Regions from separate parts of the Homo sapiens genome. Here region 2 is linked to region 1. The links are chromatin contacts, found by Hi-C or POLR2A ChIA-PET in ENCODE. All regions are on one chromosome and are shown on one strand. The core of a region is the stretch at or near the end of the contact, and the rest is flanking DNA. Distances in the headings are between cores, read along the strand shown.

Region 1 (4,028 bases), core at 1,078-3,577:
AGACAAAAGATAAGTGCTGTCAATGTTGTGGAGAAAAGGAAGCTCTTAAACACCCTTGGGGGGCATTTAAATTAGTGCAGCCACTCTGAAAAACATTATAGAAGCTCAGAAAATTAAAAATAGAACTACCATATGATCCAGCAATCACACTATGCAAAGGAATTCAAATCTTTATGTCAAAGAGATATCTGCACTCCCATGTTTATTGTAGCACCATTCACAATAGCCAAGATATTGAGTCAACCTAAGTGTCCATCAACAGATGAGTAGATAAAGAAAATGTGGTACATACACATAATGGAATACTATTTAGCCATAAAAAGGGATTGAAATCCCACCAGTTGTGACGACATGGATGAACCTGGAGAACATTATGCTAAATGAAACAAGCCAGGCACAGAAAGACAAATACCACATGATCTCACTCATATGTGAAATTTTAAAAAAAGTAGATCTCATAGAGGTAGAAAGTAGAATGGTAGTTACCAGAGGCTAGTGTAGTTAGCCAGGAGGAGGGATGGGGGGATGTTAGCCAAGGGCTACATAATTACAGTTATGTAGGAGGAATAACTTTCAAGAGACCTATTTTACAGCAAGGAGACTATAGTAAATGATGATATATTCTCTCAAAAAATGTAGAGAGTGGATGTTACGTGCTCTCACCACAAAAAATGATAACCATGTGAGGCAGTACATTTGTTAATTAGCTAGATTTAACCATTCCACAAATGTATATGTACTTCAAAACATCATGTGGTACCCAATAAAAACATACACTGTTATCTGTCAATTTAAAAAGATATGTAAAAATTGAGCTTTAAAAATTATTTTTAAATGTTTAATTAAAAATAACCCCCCAAAAAGAAAAAGTTAAAGAATAAAGAGGTATCACATTAAATCCATGCTTGCTGATTGCTTATTGTAATTGTTAGTAGTGGATGCAGTCTGATTGCCCAAAAGTAGAAAAAAAAATAAGTTGCTATGCTATTTTGAAGAATGTACTTAAGCAAACAGAATGTTCTGCATTTTCAGTGTTAGAGTAAAAATAAAGAAATCTATTATATACAGAATCAGATCTGAGGTATATATTTCTACAATTATACCCACAGTGAGTGTGTTAGGTCGTTCTTTCATGGTTGTAAAGAAATAGCCAAGACTGGGTAATTTATTAAGAAAAGAGGTTTAATTAGCTCACAGTTCTGTTCTGCAGGCTTTACAGGAAGCTTGGTATTGGTATCTGTTTGGCGTCTAGGGAGGCCTCAGGAAGCTTCCAATCATGGCAGAGGGTGAAGGGGGAGCAGGTACATCACATGGCAAAAGCAGGAGCAACAGAGAGAGTGAGGGTGGAGGTGCCACACACTTTTAAACAACCAGATCTTGTGAGAACCCACTCACTATGGTGAGGACAGCATCAAGCCACAAGTGATCCACCCCCATGACCAAAACACCTCCCACCAGGCTCCACCTTCAACACTGGGGATTACATTTCAACATGAGATTTGGACGAGGACAAACATGCAAACTATATCAGTCAGTTATTTAATTTCGTCAGAATATATCTTCTAAAGGTGGCTGTTGGGAAAGCAAGGCTTTCTCTTCCAAGAAGAAAAAAAAGACATCTTTACTGAAGTTTTTGAAAAAAGTATGTGAATGGTGAGATGGTCTAAAAGGAAAAGACTAGAGGAAGCAGGGAAAAACCAAGGCTATTCGACCATAAAGAAAGGAGCCAAACAGCAGAGCCCTGTTACATACTGAATTTCTCACCCCCACCCCATCACTATCCACCAAGGAAGGCCCTTTTGTCCCCAGCTAAGCCCCAGTCCCAGGTTTACCCACTGCAATGGCTTTATTCAACTACTCTTGCTAATTTCAGTTTACTCTTTCTTTATTTTATATCAGTTTTAGCTTTATTATTATATAAATACACAAAGTTTATTTAACTTTAAGATTACACATTACAATTAGGACAAAAATGATTTAACTTAACACAAGAATTATTTTTGTTTACAAGGTCTTAATGCTAAGAAGGTTCTATTACACACAATGAGGTATATTGGCAACATATAAAGACTGGATGATATCATCCCAAGAGGGAATAAAGCAAAACAGAAACAGAGATCAGCTCTGTGCTAGTCATGCCATCGTGGGTAACGCGCATGAGCTCTGAAGCATCTTCATACCCACCCCTAGAAGAAAGCTCAGTGTTTGGTCTTTGAGTCTTAAAGTCACTCATGCAGATGCCTTGTGGCCTACACAGCACCAGCTTGAGAGGACAGCCTTATACCACCCAGCTCTCCTGCTTCTGAGGCCACATCCTGTTCTTCAGTTGCTATGAAGTAATTGCTTCTTCTTCATTATAAAATGAGATGATAACAGCAGCCTTGCCCCTGTCTCAGCACCAGCGTGAAAATGACACTAAGAAAATGTAGACGAAAACACATTGGGAACCAGAAACTTTAAGACAAAGACCAAGCTGCCACCTCTAGGCTGAGTTCAGTCATTTATATTTAATTCAAAGGCAGTGTTGTATGACTTCCCAAGTTCTGAAGTCAGAATGATGGGCTGGTCTCTCTTGGAGGAGGCAATGAACCAGTCCGGGAAGGCCACAGACTCAAGGGTGGAGGTCCTACCAGTCTTGGCACGGTAGAAAAGGAAGGGTTTCACGGGCTCGGGTTGGCCATACAGATCCATGATCTTCTGCTCCTGAAATGTCAGAACAAGTACCCATTAGGAGAAACAGAAGCTGTTTGAGATATTCAAGGTTATTCATAATAATTCAATAAATGTTCCAAAGTTCCAGAAAACCTTATCCATCTATTAGAGCAGGCCTAGAGAAACACACATTTTGAAGGAGCAGCAGAGTAAACATACATGAAATTTTACCTTCCAAGCCCCCACCCTCAAATCCAGAGATGGTGTAGGAAGTTTACAAGGGAGAGTTTAATGAACAAGCAGCCACACTTGAACAACAAGTTAGAACTCTTCTCACACAAGAGGCTGAGGTGACCCTTAGGAAGAGGAAGAAATTGGAAATTACCTCCCTTACCAATACCACAACAGTGAGAGTCACTACCCTGCAAGAACCACCGGCGTGACAAAGGACAGCCAGGTTAGGGTATGAATTTCTGACTAATTGCCACATATATGAGAAAGATAAATACCAATGAAAAAGACCCAAGAGGGTCTAACAAATCAAAGGATTTGTATCAAAGGAAGAAGGTAAATAGAGCAATCAAAAAATGCCTTCTATATTGTATATGGAACTATATTCTGTATGTCTATATATTTGTATGTACATGCATTGTATATTTAGGTAAAATAAGTATTTCTAAGTAAATTGCAAGTGTTCAAGATCTCAAGAGAGACACAGAAATGATCTGTAATTCAGCCACATTCCACCCTGAGTGAGAAGTTCTTCTCCCACAGGATTCCTTTACTCAATTAATGGCTTCCAGTTAATCTGATTCTTTGGGTGGCCAGAAACCTAGGAGTCATTATTGACATTTCTTTTTTTGATCCCCTAACATCTAACCCAGGAGCAAGGCCTGTGGACTCTATTTCCAAAATACCAAAATATTTCCTGAATCGAGTCACTTCTTGCACTCCACACATGGCATCAACCCCAATCCAGGCCATCACTCTCTCACCTGGACAATTAGGGTGACCTTCTAAATGTTCTCCTTGAACCTACTCTATTCTCTAATAATCATTCTCCATAAGGCAGGTAAGTGAACTTTAAACTGAAGTAAATAAATAAGATTATGATACCCTTTTGCATGATTTTCTATTGTTATTACAGTGAAACTCCTCGGCAAAGCCCACAGGGTCTACGCCACCCAGCTCCTGCCTACCTGCTGCCCTGCCTTCTTACCACTCTCCTGCATGCTCATTCTGCCCCCACCAACCTGTCTTCTTCTTTGCCTTCCAAGACACCAAGCTGTTCCCACCCAAGGTCCTGGCACTTACTCTCCCTGCACCTCACACCAGCCCCACATCTTCCCAAGGCCAGCTGCTCCCCATCACCTGGG
Region 2 (4,028 bases), core at 648-3,147, 170 kb before region 1:
CCCTGCTGATAGGAACAGAGGGCACCTCATTCTGTGCCCCTAGATTTTGAGGACCTGAACATGAGACCATTTTCCCACCTAATTTAGAAAGTCTGTTTGCTACACTTTCTAGTTAAGGCCCAATTTCTCTTATACGTTTCACTGTCATGCCCCATATCCCTCTTTTTGGGAATTTTTCAGTTTTGTGTTTTCAGCATTTATTGCTCTCTGAAATAATGTCATTCAACAGCTTACTTGCTTATTTTCTCTTTCCAACCCATATGCAAATAAGAGCAGTAGTATTCGCAGTGCCTGCATGCCTGATTCGTAGTTGACACTCAGTAAATATCTGCTAGATGAGTGAATGAATGACTCTTCTTTATATGCTTCACATACAGGAAATATCACGTCTGGAAGAAAAGAATGAATCACTTGGCACTACACACTGTCTAAACCTGACCTTGGTGTGTTCTTTATGTAGAGAGTCTCATGGACATCCAATTAGTTGCTAATTAACATTCAATCAGCTCTGGGCCTCGGGAGGGGCCAAGCCTGAGGTTCAAGGGCAGGTGGGGCTTACTTGCCCAGTCTTCACTTTGATACTGGTCCCCTGACCTAGACATGCGGACCATGGACACAGAGGTCTGGCGAGTGCATTGACCAGAGCAGCAAGTCCATCCTGCAGCGTGGAAAAATCCAGCAAAGAACTCACTCACATTCTTAGCTCCATCATCCTACAGAAAAGATGAGCTAGACAATTCTAGAGCCAAAAAGAAATCCTAGAGGGATATGAGTTTGTCAGCTGTGCAGACACTTTTTACCTTCCCAGAAATCTCTCATACTTTCTTGCTAGACACACCTAGGAGGAGGGCCAGCACCCAAGGGGGTAGAGAAGAGCTGCCTGGTCCTCTAGCCCAGTGCAGTCCCGGGGGGGCAGCTCCCACCAAGCCGGGGCCACAGCCTGGCCTGGTCATGAGCACCAGAAACCACTGAGGCACAGGGCCATGACAGATTAGGAGCAAAGCCCTCAGTGTCGCCTGATTCTGACACCTGGATGGCTTTAAGGGCTCCTCCTGCTCGCCAGCCAGCGGGGCTTGGAGCCAGGATCCAACAGCGCGGCTGGAGTCGCCCGCGGCGAGAGAGCCCAGGCTGACTCCTTCAGTGGAGACAGCGTCCCCTTGCCGTCCCAGTCTCCGCCGCTCGGTTAGGCTGGATCCTCAGGGTCCCCTGCTCGCTCTCAACCCTCTCTCCGGCTCCAGGGACCCTAACCCTCAGCGACAGCCGCTCCGCAGGTGCTCGCCGGCGTGGCGAGAGCGCTGCACGGCACACGGTCACCGTCGAGGGCGGCGACGGCCGGGGGTGCCCCCGCCCGGCCCAGGCCTCCCCGTGGTCCCTTACCCATTTCCCGCCGGGCTCCTGCTCCGGCCTCCCGCGGGCCCGCGCGCCCCACGGCCCCGCGCCCAGGCGCCGGCTGGGGGCGGCGAGAGCTGCGGGGCCTCGGCTGCGCGCGCGGGGGGCTGGGCCAGTCCGGCTCTGCGCGCTCGCAGGAGGGACTCGGTTTCCGGGAGCGCAGGCGGGCGGGCGGCGGCGCAGGGCGGGGAGGGGCGGGCTGAGGCCGGGCCGGGGTTGGGGGTGGCGGGGGCGAAGCTGTGGGACTGGTCTGACCGCTGTGGCGCCGGGCTGGGCCGCCGGGCAGGCCGGGTACCTCCTGCGCGCCCCGCACGGCGCCGTCGTCTGGCCTGTGCGCTACCGGGCCGCAGGCTCTGCAAAGCCCTCCGGTTATTTTTCCAGTACCTGAACCGGAAACTGAGGCCCGCCCCAGATACGCGTGAGCCTTGACAGGGACTGTCTGGAGTCCCTACAAACCCCTTGTTCATTTACCATTCACTGGGCACAAGAAAAAGTTGCATTATTTGATTTCCAAATTTCACCTGTCTGTAACTGTTGGCTTACGGTGAACATTCACTAGTTGGTTTGGGGATTGGTGGCACAGAAGCAAATAGCTGTGATTTTACACTCAATCTATTTTAGCAAACATAAGCTCAGAACAGGTTGTCATTGGCGAGACGCTATTATTTTTCAATATCACCCTTGATGGCACTATCTGGTTTCTATTTCTGTAACTATGTAAGGCACCGTATAATGACATTTTGAGTTAAATGATTCCATATTTCCTGTATATTGTGAATAAAAGTTCTCCAGAAGGAATCTTCCAGTAAGCAGTTTGTAAACTGGAGAGGCACAACCTTTATTGTAAAACAAAGGTGCCCTTCCAAAGAACAAAGGGAAGGCTCGGGTTTCATAGCAAATGGTCCCACACAGGTTTCCTGTGCAAATGAAGGTTTGAAATTTGCTTAGTTCTGATTGCTTTACAAGGCCAACTTCTGATCGATCAATACATCTGAGTCCTGACTGGGTGATACAGCTGAGCCCTGATTGGCCAAGGCAGGTGAGCTCTGATTGGTTGGTTCAGGTGAGCTCTGAAAATCCCAGAAACAAGAAGGTGCTGGTTTCCAGAGAGCTCAGCATATGTGACCTTTAGTCAGCAAGTGACCACTTGGCTCTATTTTGAATTTAGACCAATACAGTCCAGTTATTTGACATGTAAAAACGGAAAAATAAAATAAAATAAAACAGATTTAGGCCGAGTTAGCCACTCAGGATCCATCTTGAAGAATTGGCTCTTGAAAGTTCACATTTATTCACAATATCTAGTGAACATTTTAGCTCCCCTAGGAATTGGCAACCTAGAGAGGTCCATTTCTTGATTTGATGCTGCTAAAATGAAGCTGACCAGGCTCTCTACAAGCAGCAACAACCATGATAACACCTAATATTTATTGAGTGCTAGGCAATAAGCTGTCCTAAAACATTTAATCCTCACGGCAACCCTATGAGTTAGGAAGCTTTACACCTCATGAGGAAACTGAGGCACAGAGAGGCTGAGTAACCTGATCAAGGACGCACGGACAGGCAATCAGGCAAGACCCAAAGACCATGCTCTAAATCAGCAGTCTGCAACCTTTTTGGCACCAGGGAGGGACTGGTTTCTGTGGAAGGCAATTCTTCCACAGATAGGGGAGGTGGGAGTGGATGGTGTTTCAGGATGATTCAAGCACCTTACATTTATTGTGTGCACTTTATTTCTGTTATTATTACATTGTAATATATAATGAAATGATTTTATAACTCACCATAATGTAGAATCAGTGGGAGCACTAAGCTTGTTTTCCTGAAACTAGACAATCCCATCTAGGGGTGATAGGAGACGGCGACACATCATCAAGCACTAGATTCTCATAAGGAATGCACAACATAGATCCTTCGCACACACAGTTCACGATAGTGTTTGCACTCCCATGAGAATCTAATGCCGCAGCTGATCTGACAGGAGGTGGAGCTCAGGTGGTAATACAAGCAATGGGGAGTGCCTGTAAATGCAGATGAAGCTTTGCTCTCAATCCCCCACCCCCAACATGGTCCTAACAGGCCATGAACAGGGGATTGGGGACCCTTGCTCTAAATCAATGTGCAACACTACTGCTTAATCTTTTTAGATGGGGATCTGATGCTAGGTTTAATAATCCTATAACTTATTAGTTCATTTCTTCACTCTACAAATATTCACTTCAGTATTCACCTACTGTATATATGCCAAGCACTGGTTAAAACAATGAACTGAAAACTCCAAGAGCTTGCAGCTAGCAGGGAATATAAGCAGTAGTGTGAGGTACACTTGTAAATTGTAAACTTGGGAGGCTGAGTGGGATGTCTTTGAGGGGGGAAATCCTGAAGGAGGGAGCCACAAAGAACAGAAGCCCAACAACTACATGCAAACTCCTTTAAACTCTTGGCAGATTCCTGAATGAACAATGCAAGGAGGAAGAATCTAGATAACCTGAAGGAGATCAATAGTGAGCAGAGATCTGAGCAGTTAGTTACCGTCTCTGGGAAAGTTCCACCATCTGAGAGGGACTTGGTTCTATTGTGCTTTCCACTGAAACCCTAGAATGACCACCCCTTAGCAGGAAAGACTGCATCCCAGCATT

What was found. Hi-C counts contacts between places; a loop is a spot of excess contacts on that map. ChIA-PET counts read pairs that join two places held with the same protein, here RNA polymerase II (POLR2A). Pooled maps may share reads with other maps.
Region 2: a loop to region 1 is called in a pooled map, with 5 times the contacts of the local background. The contact joins two enhancer-like sites. A Hi-C loop is called at or near these places in 1 of 168 maps with a recorded cell type or tissue (naive thymus-derived CD4-positive, alpha-beta T cell) and 6 of 50 pooled maps. POLR2A ChIA-PET finds 5 or more read pairs at or near these places in 2 of 52 experiments (CD4-positive, alpha-beta T cell and activated CD4-positive, alpha-beta T cell).

Annotation. Positions count from the first base shown.
Region 1 is chr2:112,983,515-112,987,542 of GRCh38, reverse strand. IL36G (interleukin 36 gamma) reads right to left here. Exons shown (of 5, transcript NM_019618.4): 5 at 1,885-2,703. The coding sequence ends at 2,494. Among named protein-coding and RNA genes, the nearest start is that of IL36G, 7.5 kb to the right of the region's middle. Within about 2 kb of position 2,327, at least 2 of the 41 ENCODE cell types and tissues checked have a DNase peak (open chromatin) inside an H3K27ac peak, as active enhancers do.
Region 2 is chr2:113,154,885-113,158,912 of GRCh38, reverse strand. No RefSeq gene overlaps it. Among named protein-coding and RNA genes, the nearest start is that of PSD4, 17 kb to the left of the region's middle. RefSeq lists a silencer at 1,322-1,851. Within about 2 kb of position 1,897, at least 18 of the 41 ENCODE cell types and tissues checked have a DNase peak (open chromatin) inside an H3K27ac peak, as active enhancers do.